Linked DNA regions of Homo sapiens: regions 1, 3, 4 and 5 are each linked to region 2. The links are chromatin loops, found by intact Hi-C in ENCODE. Cell type or tissue: heart left ventricle. All regions are shown on one strand. Each heading gives the region's core, and the rest is flanking DNA. Links, peaks and the distances in the headings are about the cores only.

Region 1 (6,450 bases), core at 1,015-6,014, 140 kb after region 2:
TTTAGCACTGAAAGAAAAGTTAGACAGCAGTCAACGCAGGGCTCTGAGAATGGTGTTTTCTAATCTACTTTGTGAATAATGAGCTCATAGGCAAATAATTTTGGGAAAACCCCGAGTAAGTAAACTAACACAATTTTCTTTACAATATAAAGGTACATTGCAAATCTAAGGAGGGAGATATGGTAATTAGTGTTTCCTAAACTTATTTCACCATACAACTACCCTTCGCATGATGATATTTATTGAAGTTCTCTTATAAACAGTGTTTTACACTGAGAATGCTGAATAATTGGGTCACAGTGAAGGTCTAGGACTCTCAACACTGTTTATAATGTAGTAAGCAGATAAGCAGATGTTTTATCTGAACTGCTTTGTACAGAATAAGACAATTTACTTAAAAAAAAAAAAAAAAGAATCTCCCGCCTTCACCTAAGTTTGAGCGCTTCCCACCACCCCCCACCCCGCCCCCGCCCCCAGCAAGCCTGCCTTTCCCCTTGGGAATACACTGTCAACAAAACACAGCAATGAAATCAGCTTCATCACTCTTAGTATCTCTTCTCCCTTTCTTCTGCAGTAAGATAATACCTGCTTTTTAACAATGGACTTCCAGACTAAAGGTTATATATTCTAGCATAGTAGCTGTTGTTTCTCAGTGTGTAGTACAATTAAGGGCAGAAAAATTCAAATTGGTTCTTAGGAATATGAAGAGATGCCTTATTAGCAGAATAAAAAATATTAACACTTGATAATTCCCAGAAACATAATGGGCTCATGTTTGACTGCATTTTGAATCCCTACAGCTCTCACATCTCTTTAATTTTTTCTACTGTTGTTTCCTGCATTCACTGAGTTAGCATTTCTCGAATATGCTTTGGGCTCTGTGTTTACTATGACAGATATGCCATGCTTCTTGTTGGGGGCTGGACATGGTGGATGACATCAGTCACACAAACTGTTGATTATAACGAGTAGTATGTGCAGTGATGCTTTATGCAGGGTACTATGGGAGCACAGTGGCACTCTTATTCTGATTAACCTTGTCACTAGTAAGTCATTTTAAATTCTCAAGACTTAGGACAGTGTTTCCTACTTTTGTTTCCTCCACACAGCATGGAACAGTTCTGGGAACACAGCACTGATAAAACTCTTAGGGATGAATTTACCTATACCTGTGTTTCAGCCTTGTGATCTGGTGAGTATTCAGCTAATTTTCTTGTGGTCTTTTCCTCCCTTTGTTAGGCAAAAATTATACAAATGTAAACCAGCTGAGTTTTACAGTGTGGTTTGATGGCAGCAAGTTTGAGAGGGACAAAATACCATTATGACCACCTGCCAAAATTTCCCTTTGCAACCAGGAAAGCCAGACCCTGACATGCAAAGCCTCTTGGACATCTGGAATGAATTCCTTTTGTTATGTGTGTATGGGTGCTTTCCAAGAAAGGGAAGTTCCAGATTTAAGAAAGGAGTGAGAAACTTTTATCAGGAAAAATTATTCACAATTAAGAGGTACTTTGCTCTAGCTGTGGGTCACAGGAAAAGTTTACAAATGTCCAGTGAATCTGCTTCTTGACTTCTCTGAGTTCTGCAGTCATAATGAATTGTGTTCTTCCTTAGCTCTTGACAGAAGTCACCCTCTAAAGTTAGATCTGAGCAAAGAGTCTTAATTGGCCGATAGATCCCAAGTGACTTTTGGTTCACATATGGAGAGCAGTTTTGTTATGTCAAATCCCAGCAGTTTAGCTTTGTGTCTAACTCTGGATAAAAATGTTGATATTAAACTGGTAGCAAGTAAAAGCAATTCTAATTTTATGTTGCATAAACTAAAGCTCCTTCTTTTGACAAAAACTAAAGGATTTAAAATTACTTCTTGTTGATGTCTCTATAAAACTATGAACCTTCTAGAGGCTCCAATATATCGAATTACATACACATGTACATTCACACCTACAGAAGTCACCTATCTCCCTGAATGAATTTATGTTTATGTAACTACTTACATACTTGTGCCCAAAGGCTTATATTCATGAATGGAAATGGACCCTAGCTGATGGTATTGAGCAGTAAAATTTTATGTGAGAGTTTTGGGTCTTTGCTGCTGAGATAGGAATCTTGCTGAATTTTAAAGGTGACTAGTTAAAAGAAATAAAACATAGTTCACCCTTTCAGTTGGAGGAGAACAGAGTATTTAACAATAGGTTTCCTCTTTGAACTGATGTTCCATGGGAAGAATGGCTGATAATAAATGGAAATGGTGGCTCGAAGAATGTTGTAAGTTTACTTCCTGAGAGAAGTCATTTAGAATCTATCATTTCTGAGGCAGATATAATTTCACTGATCCTTTTGTCTCTTTATATTCTTTTGTCTCTCTATATTCTTTATATCCTGCAGATTTGGCACTAGTTACTATATTTCTTTGTGTTGACCCTGGTCAAATGAGCTTGAGCTACATTATTGTTGTTTCTTGTTTTTCTCTTCTTTTTTCAATGACTCACATTTTCACTAGATTAAGAATAATATTAACCTCTTTTTGGTGTAAAGTATAGCACTGTGACATGTAATATCTCATTGTAACTGAGCTTTGCAATATATTTGCAAGGAAAGTAGAGGTGGTAGCAATATCTCTGTTTGGCATATGAGGAAACTGAGGCTTAGAGAGCCTAAGTGAATTTCCTAAGCTTTCACTGCCAGGACCAAAAAGAGCTCCAGCTTGGTTCTCAGTCTCATATTTCAGATGCTTTTTCCAACATACTTCATTGCTTTTACTGGGCAACTGGCTTTCAAACATGTGGTGTGCACAGTTGGTATGTGTGGGACATTCAAGTGAACTTACCTAAAGGCAACAGAATAATCATTTGGAAGGACTGACCCAAATAGACACAGCTCTCTACCCGTGTGAGCAGCAGGTTAGAATGTGGGCAGGCAGCCCAGAATGTGTCTCCTCCCGGGCAGACAGACAGGAATCTCTCTGGAGACTGGCCAGGAGGCCAGAAGGTCTCCCAGAGACTCAAGAGGGCTGCCAGGAGGAATCTATAATGATTCCATTTTAGGTTTAAAGGACATTATAGTCACAGCAGGCGTATCTAGTACTATACATGATGCTGACACAAATGCACATATATTGGCGTCTGATGTAGATAGATGATATCTTGCTGTGAAGGGTGAACGAACAGGCAGTTTTCTACTTTTAACTTTCAGTCAAACCAATCAACATAAACCAGCCAGCAGCGTATGTGGGATGACAGATACTTCCAGATCTTTGCTGATTGCACTAGCCGGATAATTAATTTGGGCATAAGTCATGGTTGGACTCCTCTGCCACTGCATGTTCAGATTTTTCCCACGACTGATTGTGGCAGAGGCTGCTAATTTTCTACCCAACATCCACTTCGTTCTCCTTTTTCAGTAATAGGACTCTGTTTTTGTAGAGGACAGCCAGAGTATAATTAAAAGACCATTTTCTACATTTCCACTTTGCAGCCAGGAGTGGCTGTGTGGGTATGTTTTAGTCAGTGAAAGGTTAGCAGAAATATGTAGGACTTTTGGGAGATTTTCTTAAAGAGAAGTGGATTGACCTCCCTTCTTGCTGCCTGGAATGTGGGTGTGCTCTAGAAGCTATCTTGTAAGTGTGGTGACCAGGCTGCCATCGTAGGAATCTAAGAGTAGGGGACAGGCAGGAGCTTGAGTCATCCAAAACTCCATGAAGCTGCTTTGACAGTCTTGGCCTGCTGACCTCCAGACTTATTTTGTGTGTAGGGAAATATGCTTCTAGCTTGCTTAATACGCTGTGGTTGTTCGTTATATTGCAGTGGGGACCTTACACCAAGTGATGCCTAGATGGGCACATGGTGCTAGAAGAGATCTAAAATGCGATAAAAATACAGGTGAAAAAAGATTTTAAAATATAAAGGAAGAAATAATTTGGGGTCTAATAAGAAAAGAAGCGAGTGATTGTAGCTGGGTGATATTTAACTCCGCTGTTTTCCAATTCTTTCTGCTCCTGCCCTTTGCCCTACTCTTTAGGCACCACTGCCCTGATGGCAGAAATGATACAGAGAGCAAAGTGTCAAATTACTGGCTTCCAAAGGTCTGTGTAGGCTCTTAATAGTCTATAGAAAATATCATAATGTTTTTAACTTACGTGACTTTATTATGGAGAATTTACAACTCACTCAAGAGTAGGTGGAGTTGTATAGTAATCCTCTATACTCGCCATCCAGTTTCAACAACCATTCATCCTTGGTGAATCCTGTCCCATCTACACCTGCATCCACTTCTCTCTTCTCATTGCTTTTAAAATAAATTTCATATTTTGGCATAATTTTAGATTTATGGAAAAGTTGCAAAGATAGGACAATTTTCACATACTCTTTACCTATGTCTCCCTATCTTACGATTCCATGGTACGTTTGTCAGAATGAATATGTTAGTATTGATGTGAAACTATTAATTAAATCTAGACTTTATTCCTATTTCACCAGTTTTACCACTAAAATTCTTTCTCTTTTCTAGAATTCAATCCAAGATACTACATTGCATTTAGCCCCTTGTTATTTTGAAGCATATCCCAGGTATCAAGTAGTTTTACCTTTAAGTATAGTTGGCCCTCCATATCCATCAGTTCCACATCTGTGGATTCAACCAACCGCAGATTCATTTTTTTTTTTTGTTAAAGATGGTTGCATTTATACTGAACGTGTGCAGATTTTTTTTCTTGTCATTCCCTAAACAATACAACTATTTACATAGCATTTACATTGTATTAAATGTAAATCATCAAGAGATGACTCAATGTATGCAGCAGGATGTGAGTAAGTTATATGCAAATACTACACTATTTTATATCAGGAACTTGAGCATTTGTAGATTTTGGTATCTGTGGGCGTCTTGGAATGAATTCTCCAGGGACAACAAGGGACAACTGTATTTTAGTATACATCTCTAAAAGACAAGGACTCTTTTGCTTTAATGCAAATACAAAGTAATCATCACACCCCCAAAATAGCAACGATTCCTTAATATCGTCAACATCAAATCAAATATTTTCTTGTAAATGTCATGTCCTTCTTACACCTTTTTTTTTTTTTTTCTAATCCTGGATCCAAACATGACCTGAACAATAAGATTAGCAAATATGTCTTTTAAATATCTTTTATTCTATAGATTTCCCCTCCATTTCTCTCTTTTTTTCTTTGCAATTTATTTGTTGAAGAAACAAGTTTGTCCTGCAGTTTTGCCATCCAGGTTTTTCTGATCATATCCTTGAAGAGTAGGTACCTGTGTTACACTATGCTTTGCATTTTCATAAATTGACTGTAGAGATTGATCGGATTTATTCATTTACTTATTCAGTGAGTTTTGGCAATAATATAGGAAGTGGTGGGTTTTTCCAACAATAGGCACATACCATACTGTCTGGTTTTCTCTCTTTTTGGTGTTTGTGGCTGTTAATGTCCTCTGTTATAGAGGTTGCAAACTGGTGATATTGTAATTCTAACATTTCTTCTTCATTTATAAGCTGGAATATTTTTTATAAAGATCATGTTTTCTCCATCCACTTATCATTTGGTTATTGTGGTGCACACCATAGAAGAAGGCAAAATAAATGCTGATTTTTTATATACCTTATTTGTCACTTCTAAAAATAATGAGTTGGTTCACTATTAGCATCCTCCAATGTTGACCAGATAATTTAGAGTTCATAGTCAAGAAAATAAAGTGTTTCGTATGTGAAAGAGCAGGTGCTTGAGACAGAGTGTTTAGTATTCCCAAAATTTGTAGCTTGAGAGAGCAGACACCAAAACCCAGAGAGCTGTGAGCATGGAGAGAGAGACAGAGAGAGACAGAGAGAAGGAAACACCTAGATACATTTGGTAGAATCTGAGAGCTACAGACTTGGTGCCCCTGCTCTAAGCTATCCTCAAGGCCAATCTGGTACTGGAGCAGCTGGTATTGTCATGACAGTAGCCAATGACTAAGGCAGGCACTTAGTCAGGGAGTCCCAAGGACAGCCTCACTATGAGCCCAGAGCAGTGCAGAGAAGGTGGGTGCAAGCTCCTGAGTCCCAGTGGGGGCTCAGAAGTGCTGAGAGGACCAGCAGGCTGTAGGAGGCCTGTGGTTGTATGCGAACAACAGAGTTTGATGAATACCAGGTTGAGAGAATTTCACATCTAAGTCCAGGTGGGCAACCTATACCTGCACAGAAGCTGATGGGACACAGAGTGGCATGCGAACCAGACACTAGAAAATAGAGGCCCAGAGGAGAAAGAAAGATGGGCCTGGGGATAGGCCAGCCCTGAATTTGATCCGTTATTGCCCAGAAGAGATTATTTTCATTTTTTCAGAATTGAAAAAACTTAGCTCAGGGTTTCCATTTCCACACATTAGCAGAAAAACTATCTTTCCAATTCAAAGTTACATTCTAGTAAACTGATTTCACTTACATAGACATAA
Region 2 (6,450 bases), core at 724-5,723:
TGGATGAGCTGGGCTCTGTCAAACTTCTAGTATTCAGAAGTCAGGCTAATGTATTATGACCCACTTGATTGCAATTTTAGGCCCAGAAGGTTTTTGTGGGGCATTCTAGGATTCTAGTCGCTTTTATAAAATGTGGTAAATACACAAAGCAATGGACATAGTGAATAACAAATTTATACTAGTTTGTCTGTAGCCTTTTGGTATACCAGGTTTATGCTGTCACTAATTTTTACAACTATTCAACAAAATAGATGTTATAATATCATTTTATAGATGAGGAAACTGAAGCTCAGGAAGACTAAGTCACTAACCTTCACTCGTAAGTGGGAAACTAATGGAGTCATCTTCAAGCAAGCAAAGCGCCAAACAAATGATTCTCAGACAAATCATAATGTGCATAGATCACCCCACCATGCTCGTTTTTTATTTTATTTTATTTGAGACGGACTCTCGCTCTGTCACCCAGGCTGGAGTAAAGTGGCACAATCTCAGCTCACTGCAACCTCCCCCTTGCCGCCCTGGTTCAAGCAATTCTCCTGCCTCAGCCTCATGAGTAGCTCGGATTATAGGCATGCAACCACCACGCCTGGCTAATTTTTGTGTTTTTAGTAGAGACGGAGTTTTGCCATGTTGACCAGGCTGGTCTCGAACTCGTGACCTCAAGTGATCCGCCTGCCTTAGCCTCTCAAAGTGCTGGGATTACAGGCGTGAGCCACTGCAGGTGGCCAACCCTACTGGTTATTTATTTAGGTAGGCACAGTGTGTAGAATCTTCCAGCAGAGGAATATTTTGAGAAGGTGAGTTACTGTCTGTGTATTTGACCCCCTTTTTTTCCCTATGTAATGCAAACCTTTACAAAATACATTTTCTTTTCGATAAGATGACATCCTTTTTATTTTTGCTAAGTATGGTTTTATCCTCCTCCTCTCTGTTTAATGGGAGCAGCTGTCCCAACGACAGGATTTAGCTTAAGTTAAAAATAAGAAGGAAAATGGTGTACGTAAATGTGAGGACTGATCCTCCCTGAATGAGAGGTAATAGTTCTTAGGGAAAAGTAAGCTGTTCTTACCCTTTTTGTTTTGCCTTGCCAATTCTGGCCTGTGTCTTCAGAGGCACCTAAGTCTTCAGTGTATTAATTGTTCAGACTTTTGACTCCAAAAGGAGGTTACTTTTTAAAGGCTGACCAATTGCTTTGGCTATGCTGTCTTAAATGTGGGTCTCTAAGAAATCAGTATGAGCAACTTTCTTTGAGCCTTCAAAGTAAAGTCAAATGCTTGCTCCTCAGCAGGAAAGTGACTTTAATTAATTCTGGACGACCTTTCCATTGAAAAGCAAAACACTGCCCCAAGGCTTTTTAGAAAGGTTAGGTTGTACCTTTTCCCTCTTATTGTTATGAGGCAGATATTAGTGTTCCTCACACAAGTCTTTCTCTCCTGTGTTGTTGTGGATGAGTGCACTTCTTAATAAAGGAAAAACAAAACAAGCAAGTAAAAACCCCTGTTTGGAGCCAATTAACTTCTTGATTCTAACAAGAACTGAACTGGAGTATAAAATCTTCCATCACAATAAAATATGACTAAAGACCTCATCAATACTCATTTAACAAATGCTTTGGACTGAACCATCTTTTTCTAATACTTAGGAATTCCATTATTTCTTATTTCAGTGAACATGTTAGAAAAAATTAAGTGAAATGGGATTAGGTTTGCCATTTGTCATTTACTCAGAGTAGAATTCCCGTCTGACATGTGGGCACTCATACCAGGGGCTTAATGCTTTTAGTAATTATAAGGATCATGTAGAGTATGTTGATTGGTGAGGAAAAAAATCTTTATTAACTGCTCAGAAATAGTTAATTCTTCATTAGTCAGAGCACTGCACTAGAGGCTGCTGCCTGTGAACCATGGATTAGAGTTTATGATAGTAATAACCTCCCTGAAAAAACATTTGTTACTATACTTAATGACCAGATTTTAGTGCATTAACCTTCCTTGGGAGGTCAACTAACAAAATGGATGTTAACTGCTTGTAACAACCAATTCCTCTGAAATTAATATTTAGATGCCTTTGGTGTCAAAAAACCTTCCTTCCATATCAGGGCATTAAAAACACTTCTAAATTATTAATAGCAGGCAGAATTCAATGCCTGAAAGATTTCCATTCCAGTGTTCTTTATCCTCAGCCTCTTCCCATTTTCTCTAACAAAGTTCTCTTATGCAGGAACAAGGAAGGCATTCAGGAAAATTAGGTCTCAAAAATGCATGTGGGTCAACAATGCACTGCAGTTTTGAAAAGGTCACTCTTTAAGTTCAACAGAAATAAACATAATAGGAGTGTGAAGGCAGCCCTGAGAGCACACTGAGAACCTGACAGGGACAAACTCCCTGCCAGGCCTCGGGCTGCACTGCCACAGCCCTATCACCACCTGTCAGGAACTCCTTAACGACATTTTTGCATCCCTTCTGCAACTGACCTCCTGGCTTGGCTCTCCAGCCCCTCCCCCTCCCTTTAAATTGGAAACAAACCACACTTATGTCAAAACGGCTTCTGAACTAGTTCCTTCCTGAGCAATCCCAGAATATAAAACATGTTCTGAAAAGCTGCACCATTCCCTGGAGAAACTTTATGATTTGGTTACTGCAGCAGGGCGCGCTGCTCCTTGGCTGTGGTAGCCTTGAGTCAGTGCCAAACAATGAAGCAATGCTATTATTAGCCTTTCCATTCAATGGCGACAAAACAGTCCATGTTTCTATTTTCAGACTGTTCTCTTCTGGTGCAATAGATTTGCCAGAAACCTAAGCCTCAGGGCTAGCACTGGACCAACAGGGCAAAGTAGGCACCTGAAGCCAAAACATGCACAGTGGCACAAATGTGAAAATGCTTTAATGGTAGTATTTTTAGGCAGAGGCAAAATACAGAGCTGGCCAAAGTTCTGTCTGCTGAAACCTGTGCTGGTTTTTACGGAAAGTTACTGCTGGGGTTGGGATAGAATACCTGGGATCTCTACCATGAAGTTGCCCAATTTAATAATTTTCCCAAATTGCAACTGTGTAGTAACATTTGTGACTCAGTCATTTAAACTGGCCTGTTGGCCAGGCTCAGTGGCTCATGTCTGTAATCCCAGCACTTGGGGAGGCCTAGGCGGGCAGATCCCTGAGCTCAGGAGTTCGAGACCAGCCTGAGCAACACGGTGAAACCCGTCTGTATTAAAAAATACAAAAATTAGCCAGGCTTGGCGGCGGGCACCTGTAGTCCCAGGTACTAGGAAGGCTGAGGTGGGAGAATCTCTTGAGCGTGGGAGGCTACAGTGAGGTGTGAACACGCCGCTGCACTCCAGCCTGGGCAACAGAGGGAGACCCTGTCGTGAAAATAAATGAAAATAAATAAATAAAAAAATAAACCAGCTTGTGTGCTGGCACAGAACGATAGACCAATATTGCACAGAGTTGTGACTTGGATGATAAAGGTGACAAAGTAAAATGCCTGTAAGAAAGGGTGATTTCCTTATGACATGATCAGTTAGTTACAAGCCCACCAGGATGTTTCCAGAAGAGTCGGGCAACTTGTAGGCATTCTTTTTGATTGTTACTTACTCTTTTTTTTTTGAGACGGAGTCTCGCTCTGTCGCCCAGGTTGGAGTGCAGTAGCGTGATCTCGGCTCACTGCAAGCTCTGCCTCCCGGGTTCACGCCATTCTCCTGCTTCAGCCTCCTGAGTAGCTGGGACTACAGGCGCCCGCCACCACGCCTGGCTAATTTTTTTTTGTATTTTTAGTAGAGATGGGGTTTCACTGTGTTAGCCAGGATGGTCTCGATATCCTGACCTCACGATCCGCCCATCTCGGCCTCCTAAAGTGCTGGGATTACAGGCGCGAGCCACCGCTCCCGGCCTGATTGTTACTTTCTGATGGATTACTTTTGTAATACTGGAAATTTCGTGTATATAGAGGTCCATAACATTTTTGGCCTGTTTCCACTTGTAAATAAGATTTGCAATCTGACCATTCAAGCCGTGCAAATTCTGTATAATAATGATTTTAATTTAATGCCCAGATTCTTCATTGCTTTGGGAATACTGTTCTTGCTAATTGGAAGGTCATTATACCATTACATATATATTATTCCTCTTTCCTATTGTAGCTGATTCTCTCCTTGTGTATATTATTTTAGGAAAGAAACACTTGCAAGCAGGAAGTAAGCAATTATTTCTTTTAAACTGTGACAGATTTTGTATATTTAATTGTTAAAATTTCAGATAATGGTATTTCTTTTAAGGTTTGGTGTTTTATTTTTGCATTTAAAAATAAAAATAAGACAATTAGGCTAAGTTTATAAAAGGAAAAAATGTGATATCTTGCTTTCTCAAATCTCTTTTGCTAGAAATTATTTTTAACAGAGACATTTGGAGAAAGAGCTCTTCCCAAATATAAAACTAAAATATGAACTGTTGACATTTCCTCCACTCCTCCTCCCCCATTTTCTACGGAAATATCATTTATAGGCTGCTGGAAGCCAGCTTTTAGTCACAGTGTTTTCAATAGTAGGAATGATTAAAACACACTTATTGCCTTGGTCTGCTTTATCTCTAAACTGATAAGATTTCTGAAAGCTATTTAACTGTCATGTGAATCATTAACTTCATTATGTTTACGGAGAATATGTTATCTCCCCTGCTTCTTGGGGACATGGATCCTTCATCAGCGACCTGGATGGCGCTGAGTGTGATGCAGGTAATGTACCTGCACAATTTACTAGTAGCCGGTAAGAGTTTCAAATCAGGATGTTGATTATAGTGTTGTTCACTTAATGAACTTCCATGCACTGCTTCCTGAAAACCCTTTTATGGTTTCTGTTGGCTCCATATGGCATTCTGATGAGCTTACACTTCTCCTTAAGTGCTTCTGTATCAGAAAACAAGAGCAAAGCTGAAACAAAGTGAGTCATCTGGTTTTGTCTTTGCTTTCACTGCATGAGATAATGTGGAGGTGTTAATTACAAGACTTCACTGAGTCTTGACTAATAACAGTGTGCAAACAAATGTATGTCAGGCTCAGCCACAGAAAAGCTTCTACTAATAAGGTAAAACTAGCAATTAGAGCTGACAATGAAGTAATACTTTCCGTTGAATATTCATTAATGACGTTCTTGTTTGGGAGAAGGGAGGCTTCTGATTGTTCAGATGGAAACCTAGAATAGGTCATTTCTTTTAAATGAATTAAACACTGTGTGGTGAGCCAGTGTACTGGATTAATTCCCTTTTGTACTAATGCACTGACCCTTTGCTTCAAAGGCAGAGCCTGGATGGCCACTAAGATTCTTCAATCTGTGACCTTGGCTTAATAGGGACAAATTGAATTTCCCACAAAGAGAAAAATGATAGTGACCATAGAACATCACTAACAATGTGCTGGAAATACTACATGTTTTATTGAAATTCTTCACTGCAGCTCCTAGGGTTGTAAGAATAAAGACTGTGATAACCTCACCTAACCTAACTCATATCACTTAGTCTACTGTTCTCTTTCCACTCCCCTCCCCTTCCTTTCCTTCTCTTCCCTTTCCCCTTCCATTCCCTTCTTTATTTTTCTTCCAGAAAGCAGTTTGACATACATGGTATAATATGAAATACATTTGGTCTGTGTCCCTGGTTTCTGCCTAGAGCTCCTAATCCCCCTGGCATTTCCTGATAGGAGTATCTTTCGTTGTTCATAATAAGCCCCTTTGATACTTCCTGAGTTTATGCTAATGATTACTTAGGGTAGGGCCCCTAGATGGCCTCAGGATGGGGCCAGATACCAGAAAGACCAGGTGATTAGATAATTAGGGGTTTGGAACTCTCAGCCCCACTCATGTATTATGTATCTCTGGGAAGGAGAGGGCTTGAGGTCAAGTTCTATAAAAACTCTTGAACAACACGATTTGATGAACTTCCAGGTTGCTAAACACGTGGAGGTGTTCATGGAAGCTCCATGCCGCTTCCCCCGTACCTCGCCCTATGGATCTCTTCATCTGTCATTTCATCTGTATCCATTATAATAGCCTTTATAATAAACCAGCAAATATAAGTGTTTCCCTGAGTTCTGTGAGCCATCCTAGCAAATTCATTGAACCCAAGCAAGGGGTTGTGGCTATAGCCAGTTGGTCAGAACTATGAGTGGCCTGGACTGCTGATTGGCATCTGAAGTTGGGGGCAGTCTTGTGGGACTGATCCTTTAACCTGTGGGATGTGACATTGTCTCCAGTTAGATAGTGTCAGAATTGACTTGAATTAATAGAACTTCCAGTTGGTGTCCAGTGGAGAACTGCTTGGTGTGGGGAAAAATCCTCACATATCCAGTCACAGAAGAGTTCTGTGTTGAATGTGTTAAAGTGTACCCGCAGCTGACAGACAAAATGGACTCCCTATAGCTAACTGAGGTGCTCAAAATTAAAACAGAATCAAGGGGCCATTG
Region 3 (6,450 bases), core at 787-5,786, 280 kb after region 2:
GGTGGAATCTCAGTAACTATCTTCCTTGTGAGTTAATGACTCAGCTACAGAGATGAGATAATTTACTGAATGGAAAGGGAGTTGGACAACTCAATATCTTTTCTGAGCTCAGTTTCTTTGTCTTCTAAGGGTTTATTGTTTTAACTGCTTTGTTGATGCAAAAGATTAGGGGTGAAGGACATGGTGACATTACAGACTTGAGCACTAACAATTCAAGTTCTAGCCTAAGTTGCAATTTTTCAGAACTCAAGTGCTTAGGAGAGCCTTAATTTAGAATGCAGTTATAATCTACATTATATGAAATTTTAAAAATCTACAGTGATTTTTAAATATTTTTTTTAAAAAGACACCTGGCTTAGGATGTATCCAAGATATTCATAGGTGATAAAGCTCTGTAGAGACCTGGTTTCCTGGCAGCTCATCAATGCCTATTGGCATCCTCCTTTGAACTCCAGTATTCAAATGAACAAAGGTGGCATCCACCACCAAAGAAGTGAAGTCAAATTGAGTATCTCACAGCACCACACATTTCCATGTTGGCGAGAGTGGAGAGTAGTCATTGACTTCTGATTTATTGATAGCTATAGCAATGGATCTCACACAGGCAGTAAGTTAAGGGCAATCCTGCACTCACAACATTGTATTTTATGGCTTCCTTGGCGTGACAGGATAAGCTGATAATAACAACTATTATTCATAAAGCCAGGTACTATGCAAAATGCATTACAAATATTTTCTCCTTTAATCCTGATAACAACACTAGGATGTAGGTATTTTTATCCCTATGTTACAGATGAGTAAATTGAGACCTAGGTTAAGTCTCTTAATTTACTAACGGTCATACTAATAGTGATAGAGTTGCATTTGAGTCTCTCTGACTCCAGGCCCATGTCGTTTCACTGAAGCCATCATGACATGGGAATTCAAATAGAAAAGTTGTTTATGACTCTTTCTGTTTTCTTAAGAGAATCTGGATTCAGTTTCAACTTATACATCATTTAGGAAGGGAATCAGAAACTCCAAGTTGTTATTCTTCAACCCTGTAACCCAAAGCGTTCGATTAATAGAACTAGTGAACATTTTGAGCTATTTATAATAGTATAAACCCTTCTCTCTTCAAGAGCCTGAGGATATGGGAGATTATTGCCTTGTTGAGAAATTCCAGGAATGGGAACAAATAGAGAAAAAGGCAGAAAAAGGAGAACTGCTGAGATATATATTCATTTTCCTCAGTATGAAGGCAATTCACATAATGACTCAGTTATATAACTGATACTGCTTTTGTATGACTTGAGGTCAAATGAATGGTATCCCTAACAATTGCCCGTGTCCCTACAGCCAAGGAGATGCCCCCAGATGCCTAGATATGCATGCCTCAAGAGCACAGTGGAACTTGTAGGGACACATTATGTTTACTGGCTGCCACCCTGGAATTGCCCCAGTGGGTGGAAGAGAGCACGACTTATACTGTCAGTAGCCTCTGTTAGTATAAGGCTTTCAGGAGACAATTCTCCATAGGTGTCTCATGCTTCGGCATACCTTGCCAGCAGAGGCACTATCTTTTCAGGGACACCTGCATAACAAACAGCCATGGAAGATAGAGATGGCATCTCTCTTGAGCTGACGACTGGTTTGCTTATTGTCCAGTATAATATAATGTTTCCCTTGGGGGAAAGGCCCAGGCAGGTTTGCTTGTAGCACATTATAAAAAATATACGAGTTCCCTACACTTAATGTCCCTCAGCCGGGATGCAAACCAACTGTATTCTTATCCCCCTGAAGCAATGTGTCACCTCATGGGCCTTGGAGTGCAAGGGGAATGGCTATGAACAAGAAGCTCATGTGGTTTGCTGTGCTGTGAGTAATGAAGTCCTTTGTTTCTGCCCCAGGAGTCTCATGTCTTTTGCCAGGTTAACTTGTTAGCTTTCAAGCAGGGTAAAATCTCAGGTCCTTCACAGTTCTCAACAAAAGCCTACCAATCTAAAACTCTATAGAGTCCAAGACTGTCTTAGTGTTACATTTAGATAAACACAGCCCAGTAAAGAGCCTTATTCTTTATTATATATCTTGAACAAACTTAAAAAAAATGGTGGTAGTAGTGGTGCATTGCTCATAGCAACTTTTATTAAAACTCTCCTAACTCTTGAAATTCCTGAAGCTTCTCATTTTCCTGGCCTCAAACAAAATCTTTCTTATTCATGTGCCATGTGAGAAGGTAGAGCAAGATGGCAGAATAGGAAGTCCCCTGGATGTCTGCCTTCCACCCCCCACCTGCGAGGACACCAAGTTAACAACTAGCTACACAGAAGAAACACCTTTTATAAGTACTGCAATCTGGCAGTACTCCTCGTGGCCTGGGGTGGTGGTGATTTTTTAAGAATGAAAAATCAGTACTCCTAGTACCTGGTTTTAACTTCATATCATTGAAAGGGGCAATGAGGAGATAAAAAACAGTCCTGAATCACTGATGCGATCCCTCTCCCACCCTGGCAGCCCCTGCATGGTACAGAGATCACCCTGTGTCTCTAAGTAAGCTTGAAAGGCAGTCTAGGCCATAAGGACTGCAACTCTTAGGTGAGTCCTAGGGCTGAATTAGGCCCAATGACAGTGGACTAGGCGGGCACGCGGCATACTGGGACACCAACTGGAGCAGCCAAGGGAGTGCTTGCATCACCCCTCTCCTAACCCCAGGCTGTACAGCTCAGGGCTCCGAAAGAGACTCCTTCCTTCTACATGAGAGAAAGAGCAGGAAAAGTGGGGAGGACTTTGTCTTGCGTATTGGATACCAGCTCAGCCACAGCAGGATAGGACACTGGTCAGAGCTGGGAGGCCCACATTCCAGGCCCTAACTCCCAGACGAGATTTCTAGACACACCCTGAGCCAGAAGGAAATCTGCTGCCTTGAAGGAAAGGACTCAGTCCTGGCAGCATTCATCAACTGCTAACTGAAGAGCCCTGGGTCTTGAATAACCAGCAGCGATATGTCAGGGTACTATGTCAAGGGGCTTGGGTGAGCCTCTGAGACTTGCTGGTTTCAGTTGAGACTCAGCATATTACCAGCTGTGGTGGCTATGGGGCAAAACCTCTTCTGCTTCAGAAAAGCAGAGTGAAAGGTAAAGGAGATTTTGTCTTGCACCTTACATGCCTGCACAGCCACAGCGCAGTAGGGCACCAAGCAAGTGGGCTCTTGGGGTCCTTGATTCCAGGACTTGCCTCTTGGATGGCATTTCTAGACCTGCCCTGGACAGAGGGGAGCTCACTGCCCTGGTGGACTCACCTTAGGGTGAGTCCTAGGCCAGGCAGCATTCATGACAAGATGACTTAAGAGCCCTTGGACTTTGAGGGAACATTGGCAATCTGGCAGTACTCCTCGTGGCCTGGGGTGGTGGTGACTATGGGGTGAGGCCCTTTTGCCTTTGGAAAGGGGAGGGAAGAATGGGAAGGACTGAATCGTGTAGCTTGGGTGCCAGCTCAGCTGCAATACAATAAAACACCAGGTAAACTTCTAAGGTTTTTGACTCTAGTCCCTGACTCCTGGATGGCACTTCTGAACCCATTAGGGGTCTGTGGGACCTTGCTACCCTGAAGGGAAGGACACAGGCCTGGCTGGCTTTGCTACCTGCTGATTGCAGAGCCCCAGGGCCTTGAGTGAATATAGGCAGTAGCCAGGGAATGGTTACAGCAGGACTTGGGCGAGACATAGCACTGTGCTGGCTTCAGGCCTGACCCAGTGCAGTCACAGTGGTGGTGGCCACAGGAGTGCTTGTATCACTCCACCCCCCATGTTAGGTGGGGGGGGGGGGGAGAGAGAGAGAGAGAGAGAGACAGAGAGACTCTGTATGTTTGGGAGAATGTAAGGGAAGGGAACAAGAGTTTTTATCCAATAATCCAGAGAATTCTCCTGGATGTTATCCAAGACCATCTAGGTGGTACCTCTACAGCTCTGCAAGAACCACAGCGTAACTGGACTTGGGGTGCCCCCTAAGGCACATACAGCCTAGATCACAGCACCCAAGTCCTTTCAAATATCTGAAAAGCCTTCCCAAGAAGGACAGCTACAAATAAGCCCAGTGAAGACGACAATACATACCTAACCCTTCAATCCCCAGACAATGAAGAACATCTACTAGCATCAACACCATCCAGGAAAACATGACTTCATCAAACAAACTAAATAAGGTACCAAGAACCAACTCTGGAGAAACAGAGATATGTGACCTTTCAGATAGAGAATTCAAAATAGCTGGGTTGAGGAACTCGAAAAAGTTCAAGATGACACAGAGAAGGAATTCAAAATTTTATCAGATGAATTTAACAAAGAGATTGAAGTAATGAAAAAGAATAATGTGTCACGTTACATACACCTTTTCAGGCATTTGACCCTAATTGTCTATCCTGCATGACACCTACGATTTCATCATATTCCCAGAACAACCCTCCCCACTCTTGCCCCACCCCATACACATCTCAAGCAGCCCCTTAGAGATTGTAGCCTTTCTTATGTTGCACTGGTTTTTCCCTTGAGAATGTGCCTTTGGATTTTGAGTACTTTCTCTCTTGGATTGTGAGAACTTTCTCTCTTCTGAGATGCTAAGTTAGCTATTCCCAAAAGCTTTGTTGTAAACAGAAGAAGAAATGGCCTTGAACTATTTACGTGTAATTAATTTTTATTCTGTCATACCAGCCTGGTATTCAACTCTGCTAACTCTCTAACATCTTGTAACTGATGATGTTATCACCTGATGGTTAAGGGCAACTGTTCTGTGTTTTGATTCTATATTTGGGTTTGCTCCCTAGTTCCACTGGATAGAATTTCTTTCTAATAGCTCATATTCCCATGGAGTTTCTACAAGCTTTCTCAGCTGGTTCGGCAGGACAGTTAATTAGCACAGCCACCTCAGCTGTGCTGACATTGGTTGATGATACCAGTGTAAAACCAGAAATGTTTTGGAATGATAGGCTGTACGAACGGATGCCAAAAGAGCCCTGCTGCCTTTTTCTCTTCTGTTCAAAATATGTTTAATTGTAGCTCTTCTTCCAAAGTACAGATAACGCTAGTGATTAAAAAGAAAAAAAAACAAAACTGGTATGATAGCAAGGCAGATAGGAGATAATCACTGGTCATTAAACAAAATTTATTTCCAAAGAAACAATATAAAGTTGTATGGGTTTGAAAGCACAAAATAATGTTATTTTTATCTTGCATCCAGTTCCACATATGGCAGTCCTGCTGAGCATTGTGACCAGGCAAAGTTGAGGGACTTGTTACAGTGAGTTTATTAGCTGCAATGGGAACTTGTTTTATTTAATCTGTGCCAGGAGGCTATTATATGCAAATCACTAACATGGTACAGAGTTGGTTACAAAGAAAATATCAGGACAGAATGGGGAGATGTCCCCATATTCTACTGGAAGTATCTCAATGGTATCATTTCACACTATTAATTTTTGAAGACATGTTAAAAATTAGCTTTCATAATCTCTCACTAAAAAAATTTTTTGACCGTTTAGATGAAATTAAAGTCATAATGTTTAACTTTCTGGGGAATGTATGCAAGATGTCATTTTGAGAAGTCTCAAAATGGGACCTTTTCCTTAACTAAGCAGTGGGTGATCCCTTGCCCTTAGTCTGGTTTGTTTTGCATTCCTTGGCTTCAGTATATTGGACAAGAGACTGGCACCTGTCCTAAGGGCACCTGACATATGGGCTTTGGCAGAGCACAAGGACAGTAATCAATAGGGGTAGTTTTTGGCAAAAGATGACTGGCCAAATCAGGCATATGATCTCTTTGGACTTTTGAAGGTGATACATTTTGAAAGAATCAGCAGATAGCAGAGTAGCCTAGAAGATGAGTGACACACAGGAAAAAAAGTAAAGCAGCAAAAGCTTTAAGTGCAAGAAATAAAGTCATGTGTGAGAGAAGAAAGTAGAGGGAACTTGACTGATGGTATTAGCAGCAGTGGGTACCTAATTGTAGACAGCTGTCCTCCCATGATGGTGAAGCTCTAGACTAGTAAGCTGTGCACTGACTGGACTGAAAGATTATCAGGAGACCCAGTCACTGTCAGTGTACTTTGCTCAGGGGTTTACTTATGTGACTTTTAGTCCCTACCTCTTTCATGAGGCTTCCTGAGATGTTTTGCCATGTTCCTTTCTTTCTCTCAGTGTTCACAGACTAAACTCCCATGAACTCTGGGTGCCTGAGAATGTCTCTTCTTAGTAATTCAAGAATGCCTGATGAACACAGACCCAGGTCTTTCAAACCACTAATTTGAATCTTAGCTCTACCTTAACTAACAATTATTTTTTGGGTAATTTAGGTAATCACAGAAGCAAGGCAGTCAGCTAAAAATGGATTGGTTTCTACATCTGAGACTGAAGAAGATCAGGCAGAGAGCTATACGCAATTAAATAGTTAAAATAGGACCTATATTTCTCTGGACTTCCAG
Region 4 (6,429 bases), core at 1-5,000, 1.2 Mb before region 2:
AAATAACATGATTCTATATCTAGAAAACCCCATAATCTCATCCCAAAAGCTCCTTAAGCTAATAAACAGCTTCAGCAAAGTCTCATGATACAAAATCAATGTGCAAAAATTATTAACATTCCTATACACCAAAAACAGTCAAGCTGAGAGCCAAATCAGAAACACAATCCCATTTACAATCGCCACAAAAAAGAAAAAGTACTAAGAATACGGCTTACCAGGGTGGTGAAATATCTCTACAAGAACTATAAAACACTGCTCAAAGAAATCAGAGATGACACAAACAAATGGAAAAACATTCTATGCTCATGGATAGGAAGAATTCATACTGTTATAATGGCCATACTGCCCAAAGCAATTTATAGATTCAATGCTATTCCTATTAAACTACAATTGACATTCTTCACAGAGCTAGAAAAAGCCATTTAAAAATTCATATGGAACCAAAAAAGAACCAAATAGCGACGGCAGTCCCAGGCAAAAAGAAGAAAGCTGGAGGCATCACACTACCCAACTTCAAACTTTACTACAGAGCTACAATAACAAAAATAACATGGTACTGGTACAAAAACAGACACGTAGACCAATGGAACAGAATAAGGAGCCTAGAAATAAGGCCGCACACCTACAACCATTTTATCTTTGACAAAACTGACAAGAACAAGCAATGGGGAAAGGGCTCTCTATGCAATAAATGGTGCTGGGATAACTGGCTTATGCAGAAGATTGAAATTGAACCCATTCCTTACACTATATACAAAAATCAACCCAAGACAGGTTAAAGACTTAAATGTAAACCCCAAAACTATAAAAACCTTGGAAGACAACCTAGGCAATACCATTCTGGACACAAGAATGGGCACAGATTTCATGACTAAGATGCCAAAAGCCATTGCAACAAAAGTAAAAATTGACAAATGGGATGTAATTAAACTAAAGAGCTTCTGCACAGCAAAATAAACTATCAACAGAGTGAACAGACTACCTACAGAATGGGAGAAAATTTTCCCAAACTGTGCATCTGACAAAGGTCTAATATCCAGCATCTATAAGGAACTTTACAGGAAAAAAAAGCACTATTAAAAAGTGGGTGAAGATCATGAACAGACTTTCAAAAGAAGACATACATTGTGGCCAAAAAGCATATAAAAAATGCTTAATATCACTGATCGTTAGAGAAATGCAAATCAAAACCATAATGAGATACCATCTCACACCAGTCGGAGTAACTATTATTAAAAAGTCAAAAAATAACAGATGCTGGTGAGGTTGCAGTGAAAAAAGAATGCTTATAAACTTCTGGTGGGAGTGTAAATTCGCTCGATCATTGTGGAAGATAGTGTGGTGATTCCTTAAAGAGCTAAAAACAGAACTACCATTTGACCCAGCAATTTCATTACTGGATATATAGCCAAAGGAATATAAATTGTTCTGTCATAAAGACACATGCATGTTTATGTTCATTGCAGCACTATTCACAATAGCAAAGACATGGAAGCAACCTAAATGCCCATCAGTGACAGAGTGGATAAAGAAAATGTAGTATGCATACAGCATGCAGCCATAAAAAAGAATGAGATCATGTCTTTTGCTGGAACATAGATAGAGCTGGAGGCCATTATCCTTAGCAAACTAACACAGGAATAGAAAGCCAAATACTGCATGTTGTCATTTATAAGTGGGGGCTAAATGATGAGAACATGTGGACACACAGAGGGGAACAACGCACACTGGGGTCTATCAGAGTGTGGAGGTTGGAAGGAGGGAGACTATCAGGAAAAATAACTAATGGGTACTAGACTTAAAATTTAGGTGATGAAATAATCTGTACAACAAAACCCCATGATGCAAGTTTTTACCTGTGTAAAACACCTGCACATGTACCCCAAACTTAAAATAAAAGTTAAAAAAAAATAAGCACTTCTTATAATTTCATTGCCAGGAATGGTGACTATACTTTGAGAAATATTTTATATTATAAGTATGATAGAACTTTGGAAACCTCAAAACCTGTGCCTACTTTCAAAATTTTATTAATTATGAAATGCATACTTAAAATGTTTGTTCACTGAGCAATGATTAGCTATTTGTCTGCATCATTTATAATGTCTTTGTGAATAAACATTCTAACTTGTAGGCAATGCTTTGCATCTGTTATTTTGCAAATAAAAGAAAAATTTGTTTCTCATGACCACTATTAAATCTGTTGACTTAAAAAAGTACATATTTTTGTGATTCTCAACATCATATCAGACTTTTCTTTCTTGACACATGAAATTGAAATAATATCACTAATATTACAATTAATCATAGAGACATGGGGGTGGATGTTCAAGGACTTGAAAAGCTGTATCTCACACTGTCTAATATGTGAAAGCATTAGGTTGTCTTTTAGGGAAATTACTTGTTATTATTCAGACATATCCCATCCACTTCAAAGTTGGTCCTAAGCAATGAGAAGTGAAAATTATTAAAATGAAGTTTGCATATATTAGGTGCTCAGAGTACTAAATAAAACAATTTACTTTTACATCAGAAAATAGAATTCAACGACTTAACATTAAATGGTCCAAGGTCAATGTCACCAACATATAACTTGCAACAGACAGAATAAGAGATCAGGACATATGATTTAGTAGTAAGCTACTGTAGGAATATTCACTTGCAGAGTTTTGTTGTTTTGTTTTTTTTTTTTAGACTTTATGGGCCACATTTTTAGCTTGAGGGCCATACAAAAATGGGCCACAGACCGCATACTGCCCCTGATTATAATAAAAACATATGTCAAACTATGAGTAAGATTGATTCCTGGTTTTAAACATTGTGTTAGTAATTTAGGTGACAACTTTTTTGGTTAGGGCAACTCTCCATTCGGCCACTTGATGGCAGCATTTACTATGTGCTAACATTGAACTTCAATTTTTTTTTTTTTTTTTTTTTTTTTTCTCCTCTTTAGGTTGTTCAGCCTCGTTTAACATTGGTGGTGGAAAAAAGATTGATAGCAATGCAAATGTATTTATAACCACGAGAGATAGCCACCTTCCACCCCAATTAGCCTTTGCATTGATTTACTGAGGAAAAACATCTATTACCGAAAAAGTCTTACAGATTAGTGTTGCATTATTTTGTTACAGTTGAAATATCTGTAGGAAAAGTGATCTCACAGATCTCATTTTAATCTAACCAAAAATGTACTTTCCCCAATAATTAAAAAAAAAAAGATTTATCATTGAGAATGCAGCTCTGGTTCAGAATGCTATACTACAGCTTTTCCCCTTAAAGCTATATACTTAGTTATTTGAATATTTTTTAATAATGAGCTTGTGTCACATTTTAGGTCTTTAAAAAGAGATTTATTCATGAGCTGTTGCTTGAATAAAGCCATTGATCTACCAAAAAAATTTCCTATTTCTCAATTTCTTTGTGAGAATATAATTACGATCTGAATTAGTCTTTAAAAAAAATAAAAGAGCATACTGCTTCCTGAAATACATTTTGTACCCCCCAAATAATGGAGCTGCAGCTGAGACTTTTCCTGCAGAAAAAAAAAAACTTACCAGTAATGATTCTATAAACATCCTGGCAACAACTTTCTAGGGGAGGGTTCACTAGGAGAACTCCCATTTGAGATTTACATGGAGCACAAATTGGTAAATTTATAAGGCGGTTACGATTTCGTGCTTTTGGCTTGAAAGGAGGGAATCATTTTTTTGTTTGTTTTTAAACCACCCCTTCTTCTCCTCTGGCCCCTTATTTCTCCCAAAAAAAATGGCATTTGGAAGAGTTTGGTGGCTTTACTTTCCTTTTTTTTTCTGCTCCATGATTGGAGAAGATTCCCATATTATAATATATTGCCATTTGAATTTATATGTCAGAGCAAGGTTAAAGTACTCAACAGTAGAGTTGTAAAGGAGGCTCTTCTGGGGCCACTGGGCCTGTGTAAATGGCAAGAATGTAGCATGGGAAGTCTTGGACCATGAGTTTATATAAATAACTTTGTGGGTGGATATAAATATTCTGGGGAGGCGATTCCAGCTCTGCTGTTTTCACAGGCTCAACTCTATTTTCCTGAGCTCTGTGTATGTTTACTTACATACAATTGTATATTTCCTTCTGTTTATACACAGTTGGGTTTTCTGGCCCTATATAAGGAGATTTATGTTCCACACACATTCTTCCTATAGCTCATCTCACGCTAGTTAAACATTTTTTATAAAAGAAAACTAATGCAAGATTACCGTAGAAACCTTAGAAAATATGGATAAGTGAAAATAAATAAAAGCATATATCTTACCATGCTATTATTTGTTACAGTCTAGCACTCCCTCTATATATATGTATGCACACACACACATACATACACACACTTACAAATAAATACAAATCTATATTATAAAAATTAGACCATGCACTAGTTTTGCACAGGTTTTTCCCAACCCAGCTGAATACAATTTCTATTGCTATACAATTCACTTCTATTCCTCTTCTTTTTAACACAAGAATATATTTCTTATTATGCTTCACCTTTATATTTCTTATTATGAGGAATACTACTTGGCTTGGATTCCTGGAAAAGATACTACCTGACTTGGACCCCTGGTATGATCGTGTCCCTGTGGGAATTCATACAGAGGACCCAACCACAGACGGCCTGATGACAACAGGGAATACTTTCAAAATTATATAGGAAGTTGAATGCTAGATTTGACAGGCTTAATTGCTGATATGTTCAGTTTCGAATGAAATCAATGTGGGAAAGAAAAAGGAAATAATAGCTCTGACAGCTTTCCCAATCTGCAGCATTTGCTGTCTGTAAAGTCTTGTTAAATTCTAGCCAGCAGTTTAGGAAGGAAAAGCTGAAGTGAATGCACCAGAGAGGGGCTGACTGTCCTTTTAGGAGAGGCTTGTTTTCAATCTGCCTGGTGCTCAGAGATATCGAGTGCCCACAGGACAATGCTGTCCCTCCCACTGGTGATGAAAGGTACTGGGAACTTGTTACCTATAAATGCCAACTGTAAGTTGCAACAGCTTCAGCAACAGCTGTCTCGCCAATTACCCAGTGGTGTGTGTGTGTGCATTCCTGCATTCATGCACATTGTTTCATTTATGTTGACTCTTCTGGTTAGCATAGTCTAATCAAAGGCCAACCACTGGAACCTGGGTCAGTGTACCTGGCCTCCCAGTGTGTGGTGTCTGAATACAGGGACCTAGTTTGATTATAGTGAGATTTACTCCATTATCCTCAGCTGTATCTCATTTAAGGCTGGACAAAAAGGTCTCAGAAAAGCGAATGAAGCATAGAAGTGCTGGTGGTTTGATATGAGGGTAGGAGTAGAGAAAATGTGAAAGTTATTGAGGCGTTCCTGCTTGTCAGAACATTTTGGGAGTCTCCCTAAATTCTGAAGCCAACTTAGGGTTGAGCAAGTTTGTTCAATGAGCTTGGTAAGCCCTGTAGCCTAAAGACTGGTTCTGGGTTTATAATAGTAGAGTGCTGTGTTTTTTTGTTGTTTTATTTGTTGTTGTTTTTTTTTTGTTTTATTTGTTGTTTTGCCATTTGCAAGTGTTGAACTCATGTGAATTTTTTATCTGTTCAATAAAAAATTACCCAGAGAGTTGAAATTGGCATTGATTTTTAATTTCTACAGAAGTTATTACAGATATATATCAGTGTCAATTAAAACAGTTTCATTGCGTACTACATATAGGAAATCAAATTTCATAATTGCATTTAGCATATGGGCAGTAGTACTGATTTCAGAGATTAAAGGTCATTGGTGATTAGGCTCTGAGTTTAAATAAAATTACATTATATTTTTTCCTCTTCCTCCTAGATTGCAAACATGATGGACAGGAAATGCTGGCATGACTTAGAATTACCTAGTAAAAGTCATGTTGATGCCTGTTTTCTGTTTGCCTTCTTTCTTGCACCCCATCCTCCATAATTGCAAAGATAACTTGAAGGTAAACGTGTTTTTTTTTTTTTTTTTGAGGCAGATCTCACTCTGTCGCCCAGGCTGGAGTGCAGTGGCGCGATCTCGGCTCACTGCAGCCTCTGCATCCCGTGTTCAAGTGATTCTCCAACCTCTGCCTCCCTGGTAGCTGGGACTATAGGCATCCACCACCACGCCTGGCTAATTTTTGTTTTTTTTTTGGTAGAGACAAGGAGGTTTCACCACGTTGGCCAGGCTGGTCTCGAACTCCTGACCTCAACGGATCCACCCACTTTGGCCTCCCAAAGTGCTGGGATTACAGGTATGAGCTACTGTGCCCGGCCCATATCATTGTTTATTATTATTATTATTATTATACTTTAAGTTTTAGGGTACATGTGCACAATGTGCAGGTTTGTTACATATGTATACATGTGCCATGTTGGTGTGCTGCACCCATTAACTCGTCATTTAGCATTAGGTATATCTCCTAATGCTA
Region 5 (6,450 bases), core at 938-5,937, 290 kb after region 2:
GGAATTGTCTGTGAAATAGAATTATTGAATAATTGCATTTACGAACGTCGTCTTCTTTTGGAAGAATATTTCACCTCCTCCATGTCTGCAGATAAAATGCTGATGTGCTTTTTTCTCTTGACATCCAAAATTACAAGTTAAACAAAACAAAACAAAAGTTTGAATGGAGTCAACACATCCAAGTGAATTGAAAAAAGAGATGATATTGAAGTCAGAACAAAAAATGTTTTGTAATTTTAAAGAAAACATAAAGCTGAAGCAAAGCAGCAATAGAAAATGCAACAAATAATCAATTTTTCCCCCACTGAATCTAGGTGCCTTTAACATTGTCAAAAATCACACCAACACCAGTGATACACACAATTTGGATATATTTTGTTTCAATGATCTTTCAGCAAATATTGTCTTGAGATAACTCCATGCCTTGTGACAGTTCTATGATCATTTAAAACATTAAGCTTCAACCAAGGTCAGAGAACAAAGAGAAATGCAAATGCACATATTTAAAACTAACAATGAATCTCACCTTCCAGGAAAAGGATTGCACTTCTACTAGTATAATGGAAAAGTATAGACAGGAAAATATGGTAGAAGCTCCTCTGTTCTCTCTCTCTCTCTCTCTCTCACTCTCTGTCTGTCTCTGTCTCTGTCTCTCTCTCTCTCTCTCTCTCTCTCTCTCTCACACACACACACACACACACACACACACACACACACACACGCCATACTTTATTTTAAAAATATACAGTGAATTGGCTGTTTGGAAGTAACAGGCATCTTAATCTGATTTCACCAGAGTTTTAGGGAATGATTAACTCTTACATTTGCAAAATTGAGTTAGAATGTTTAATACAATGTAATATGAAATTGAAACAGATGAGACTTCTTCATAAATTAAGTGCCTGGAAGATTTGGAAAACTTCTGAGAGAGACATCGTGTGAATTTTTCCTCCCTGCATGTCCGCACTGCAGGTGCAGAGTGGGCAGATAACACATGGAAGCCAGTGTGGCCCTATTTCCCCAGTGTTCACAGGACATGGGGCACAAAGGGCCAGCATCTTTTCGCTGTTGCTGCTTGCCATATTTAGTCACTGAGATCTGGAACGGGCCTGAGGAATGCTGAACTGAACTGTTGCTTATGTCATTAAAAACTCAACTAGGCAGAAAGCTAGGAATGGAGCAGTTGACAAAGATAAAGCCGAGAGCTCTGTGGCTTATCCTTAATTAGGTGTTGGCATTGGTTCTTGTCAAACAAGGGGAAAGAGAGTGTGCTGTAGCACACGGACGCACACAGACAGCCCTAGTCACAGTTGGAGAGAACACAAAGTGCATTCAAGCTGGCATTGAAAGGGATTTAGATAAGTACTCGAGGTAACAAAAATCGAAAAAGGAGGATGATAGCAATGGAAGCTTTAGATGAATTGCAACTGAGTGCACCTTTATTACAGCTTATCAGTCTCCAGACAGCTACAAACCAACCTTCCTAGTGCATTTCTCTTCGTGCTCTCCTGGATTAAAGGTCAAAGTAACTCAGATTTATATGTTCTGTCGCGCGGTCTCAGTCTCTCCCGTTGCTCACGTATATGGAGCCCATATCCCAGGGATTTGGTATCCCTGGCATGAAACTTTGCTCCTTGAATGAAGCAAAAGCCTTTCCTCATTGAAAAGGGTCCATTTTTCTAAAATAACTATCTCATAGGAAGAGGTTGCAAATAATGCAATATTAAAAGATCTCAAAGATGCTACTGGCATAAATACACACATGGCAACGTGCCAGCTCTAATCGTTCTTGTCCATAATTATGGTTATATTTTGCATCGATCTGACATATTCAAAAGCTAATATTCTGGTTTATTAGAACAGAGTCTATATGTATTCTCAACATACACAAAAGCTGTGTGTTTTCATAATATGTATAAGCACTTCAGACGGTAAGCTGTGCACATTGCAGCTAGCAGATGGTAGCTCTTATCACAGATAAAAGCACATATATATGTTTCTGTAACTACACCCTCAGAGAGAACGGATAAGAGAAGAATTCTCTCCACATCACAGCTTACATTACCCATCTACTTAGGCAGCAAACAGCATATGTTTTACTGCTGTGGAAAGGCAGTACTTGAGAGGAAAATATGATTAAAATAAACTTAGAGATAACCTGATGAATAAATACAAAAAACCCCTCTGTGTTAATTGAAAGTTAGGGTGTGTGTGTGCATGTGTGTGTGTGAAGGAAAGGATGTCTTAGTACATTCAGGAAGTAAGAAAATAAAGAGTACATCTTTCAGTGTTGCCGGGTAGAATGCAGGATTCCCAATTAAGTCAACTTTCAAATGAAAAATGAATAATATTTTAGTATAAGTATATTCCAAATTGTGCATGCTCCATATTCCATGCAATATTTGAGACATTCTTATACTAAAATATCATGAGTTGTTTATCTGAAATTCAAATTGGAGCCCCCTAGTCCCCCACACATCATAATTTATTTATTTATTTTGCTAAATCTGACAACCATAGTTTTCAGCTGCTGTTATTAATGGTTTTAATCAGTGTTCCCAGTGTTCCAGGTGAAAGGACAGCTATCAACAGGCAAATCTATTTTGGAAGATATGATTTCAAATATTTGTATGCTTTTTCTGTTCATACAAATCCAGCAAGGATTTTGAACATTTATCTGAATGATGCAGTCAATAATAAAGCTAGTATGGATAACTTAGGAAATAGATCTCCCCGCCCCACATCCCCAGTTTTAGATTCTGGTTTGGAACTATTTGGATAATTATTTCACTTCGGCTATACAAGCTTATCTTTTTTCCCCCATTTATGAATTTGATCTATTATTTTAGACTAAGATCTATTTGCAGTCATAAAATAGGAGACAGGCTTTAAACACTCTACAAGTACACATTTGTATTCTTATGGTGAGATAGGCATTCAACTGGAAGGTTAAATGGAGTTCAGATAATTTCTTTTTTTATTCTTTGCTCTGGCTTTTGTCTCATGTCTTTCAGCAAAAGTGAATAAAGATGTCTCCATTTTACACCAAAAGATTCAATTACTTTTCAAATGCTGGGTCAACATCTGCAGATGAACAATCTTAACCAACGTATTTTGATTCTACACAAACTTATGTGACACTTTTGTTTTCTCTCCAAGAGCAGAGAATAGATTCAAGCCTGCTATTCTGAGCTGGAGCTTCCACTGCCACTAGCACTGAACTTTTGGCAGGCAGCCAACCAATCTCTGTAGCCCAGTGAAACTGATTCCATCTGCTCCAGCAGTGCAATATATTCCACTTCAGGTCAAAAGCGGGGAGCCAGCAGTATTAACATTACACTAATCTGTAAAGACATTTTCACTGGGCTAGATAGGCTAATGTTACACAGGCTTTCAAAGCTTCAAGGGTAAGGAGCAACAGTAATTGTCAGGGGAAGATACAGTAGGCAGTGGATTCTTGCTGAGAATATTCCAAGATAGTCTAGATGAATGGTTCTAAAGAATGAAGAAAGAAAGAAAGAAATACCTTTTAAAAGAGACAAGTCATTTGCTATCTTGTTAAGCAGGTATTTCAAACACAGCTTTGGATCATATGTTTAGCAATTATAAACTCTATTGTCCTTTTTTTTTTCTCATTTACTCCTGTATCCCCAAAACTTCTTAAGCACACACGTTTACACACACACAACCTCAAAGCCTATTAAATAATTGATGAGAAGTACAATCTCTATTTAATCTCTATTTAAAAAACCTAGCTGGAAATAAATTGCTTAGTATAACCTTGGTGTTATAAAATGAGAACTATTTCCAAGCTCTTAACAGATTTGTTAAATAAAAGTGAGCATGTGGCTAACCCCTCCTCCATCTTCTCCTCCCCCTCTACTTCATCCCAGCTACCCCTCCCTGCTTTTCTGTGGTTTGTAGAAAATATGCATAGTTTGGGGATACACAGCTCTATAATCAATTGCTCTTTAAACATAAGATACCAAGGACTTTATTATAGGCCCTTAATGGAAAATACACTGAAGGAGAATACTCTGAAAGCAGATTAATGTATACGATGGAAATTTAATACCAGTAGCAGAAAGGGTCTTTTTCATTTCCCTAGTTCTTTGGTTGGGGGGAGAAAGGTAGTTTAAGATTCATGCCTTCAGGCACATCAGAAGGCATTAACAACTACATTTCAGGAAATTGTAATGTATAAAAATTCAATTTAGCCTGCTTGATTTTCTTTTAGTAGAAGAGGAAAAATGTTTGGCTGGAAATAAACCGTATGAAAATTCCCACAATTAGGAAGTATACAGCTATGTTTTTGCTATAATTTGATGTTATGCACAGTTGACGTGAAAAATTACTTTTGTGCTAGAATGATAGATTTCCCTCTAGATGGAAATATGCTATCTCTGTAATTTAAAAAGTAACAAAACCCACACATAATTTCAGTTTTCTTTCCTTACAGAGTAAGTGAAAATCTAGGGTTATACAAAGTTTTCACTTATCTTCCTCTTTTTTAAACTTAAATATGAAAGCTGTTTGGAAATTTGTAAAACTATTGGGCTTTTCAATCTCAGAAAATAATGAAGTAAATTTGGCAAGCATTTTTATTGTACATATTTAACACTTACTCCCTCCATTTATTCCTTGTCATAAAAATTTGGCTATAAAAGGAACTAAACTTACATAGAATTGAAGACCTCCCCTTCTTTTTTTTTTTTTTTTTTTTTTTTTTTACAGTTCTCCATCTAAATGGAAAATTCACACAGGGTACAGGCTAATGAATATGCATGAGTCTTCATGCATTGATATACATATGATTTCTCGTCTATAAAGAACGGTTTGGAAGACTTGTTATCTGACCAGAAAAGCCTGTAGTAAGTTGAGATAAAGGATGCTGACTCCAATCCCCTCAGCCTTTGCAACTGCTTTATATTCTAATCACTGCGCTAAGCATCTGTCCCCGGCAGGCAGCTTGTTCAATCTAGCAGATAACGAATGCAGCCCAATGGTGGCTGTGCTGGCCCTTCCCCACGCACGCGAGGAGCTAGTGTTCCATTCCTCTGATTACACAGGCAGCGGGAAAGCACTCTCAGAGCTGTAATTGCCTCCGTTTTGAAACATCTTCACCTGTTAGCCAAAGCTAAGTTGAATCACAGCAGAAATTATTAACAGTGGCTGTTTTCAAGCCAGCTTAATTTGAGCTGATGCTGCTGTTCACTTAACCCAGATGAATAGGTGTGCAGGACGAGAGTCTAAGCAGAGATGACACCCCAATGAATATTCGCTCGCAGCCCTGCTGCGGGGAGCTGGCTTGCACAACAACAGACGATTGTTAAAAAGCTAAGGGGGACTGGGGCGTTGGACGGGACTGGCTCCTCTTCAGGCACCTCTGTGCTCGTGAGAACTTCCTGACTGATGGCTGCTTTTAACAGCTAAATCATTTTTTCAATTAGTTTCCACAAATGTTGGCAAACACAGACTGTTTTTGGGGTTGTGCACAATGGTGTGAGAAACACTACCCTGCTTCCAGAGTGGCCAGAAACACTCTTTTTCAGAGAGCTGAACAGGCATTAAAATTTAATGGTCTGCTTTCATTTTCTCCGCAGTGTGCTTCAAGATGATTATAAATTACAGCATTCTGCTTACTTTTGACGGAATAAGTCATGTATCAGCATTTGATTTAGAAGCTATGTGTGCTTGACATATGAAACACATCTTGCAGATGTGATTTATCACAGAGCTCTTTTTTTTTGTTTCAGGACAAAATAGCTGAACAGGAGGCTCACCATTGTGACAGTGACCGCCATCCCCACAGTGGGGGTATGGCTGTGGCTTCCGAAGATTGAATCTTAGGAGTCTGAAAAATCTGAATTTATCTCTATTTTTCAAGTTGAGGAATTCTTTTGTTTTTCAAAGCTCAACATGATTCCTAAAGATCTCACTCTTTAAAAAAAAAAAAAACAAAACTGCTGGGAAAAGATGGGCAAGGCATTACTAAATATGGGAATTTTCTCCCAAAGTTAGATGGGGTGTCACAGAGCAAGACATCCCCCTGTAATGCCAGGGCAATTTGGGAAGCTGCTGGCTTATAGGGCCTCTGATGCAATATGACTGGCTCAGGAGGCAGGTTGAGAGCAGATGGGGGATTTGTCATTTGGATGGGTATGAGACTAGAGGGATGGTCTATAAAGGCAAAGCCTGATTCTGCTGTCAGCTAGTATATTTCTTTGCCTCTGAATCTATATCTGCTGGTGAACTGAGCTGCAACATGGCCAATCCATTCATTTCAGCATCTCTTTAGCAACAGCTCTGATGACTGTCGCCAAAATAGTTGTGTGAGGACCCACACTGATCATGAAATGATTTAACCAAACAATCAGCTGGGCCATGCTTTATTTACCAAGTCTGACTAATAACTATAACAAAGCTGCAGAAATCCTAAATATTATTTCA

What was found. Peaks named below come from ENCODE experiments on the same cell type or tissue, not always from the same donor. Only the 100,000 strongest peaks of a DNase experiment are listed, where the experiment ranks them.
Region 1: it touches region 2 in a loop (5-fold over the local background); 5 of 110 quality-filtered maps call a loop at or near these places.
Region 3: a loop joins it to region 2, with 2.2 times the contacts of the local background. A loop is called at or near these places in 7 of 110 quality-filtered maps.
Region 4: it touches region 2 in a loop (8-fold over the local background); 4 of 110 quality-filtered maps call a loop at or near these places.
Region 5: a loop joins it to region 2, with 4 times the contacts of the local background. A loop is called at or near these places in 8 of 110 quality-filtered maps.

The regions. Positions count from the first base shown.
Region 1 is chr5:125,041,048-125,047,497 of GRCh38, forward strand. LOC101927421 (a long non-coding RNA gene) reads left to right here. Exons shown (of 6, transcript NR_109882.1): 2 at 1,110-1,192. Among named protein-coding and RNA genes, the nearest start is that of ZNF608, 300 kb to the left of the region's middle. In heart left ventricle, for the core only: no CTCF peak of the experiment used is centred there; a DNase peak (open chromatin) is centred at 2,934; H3K27ac peaks cover 846 bases.
Region 2 is chr5:124,904,149-124,910,598 of GRCh38, forward strand. No RefSeq gene overlaps it. Among named protein-coding and RNA genes, the nearest start is that of ZNF608, 160 kb to the left of the region's middle. RefSeq lists an enhancer at 2,159-2,943. In heart left ventricle, for the core only: a CTCF peak has its summit at 2,673; DNase peaks (open chromatin) are centred at 2,428 and 2,653; H3K27ac peaks cover 1,293 bases.
Region 3 is chr5:125,182,218-125,188,667 of GRCh38, forward strand. The region is part of intron 4 of LOC101927421 (a long non-coding RNA gene); the gene reads left to right. Among named protein-coding and RNA genes, the nearest start is that of LINC02240, 310 kb to the right of the region's middle. In heart left ventricle, for the core only: no CTCF peak of the experiment used is centred there; no DNase peak of the experiment used is centred there.
Region 4 is chr5:123,668,280-123,674,708 of GRCh38, forward strand. No RefSeq gene overlaps it. Among named protein-coding and RNA genes, the nearest start is that of CSNK1G3, 160 kb to the left of the region's middle. In heart left ventricle, for the core only: a CTCF peak has its summit at 2,881 (motif pointing right); no DNase peak of the experiment used is centred there.
Region 5 is chr5:125,195,501-125,201,950 of GRCh38, forward strand. All of the region lies in intron 4 of LOC101927421 (a long non-coding RNA gene), which reads left to right. Among named protein-coding and RNA genes, the nearest start is that of LINC02240, 290 kb to the right of the region's middle. In heart left ventricle, for the core only: no CTCF peak of the experiment used is centred there; a DNase peak (open chromatin) is centred at 3,241; H3K4me3 peaks cover 1,151 bases; H3K27ac peaks cover 1,709 bases.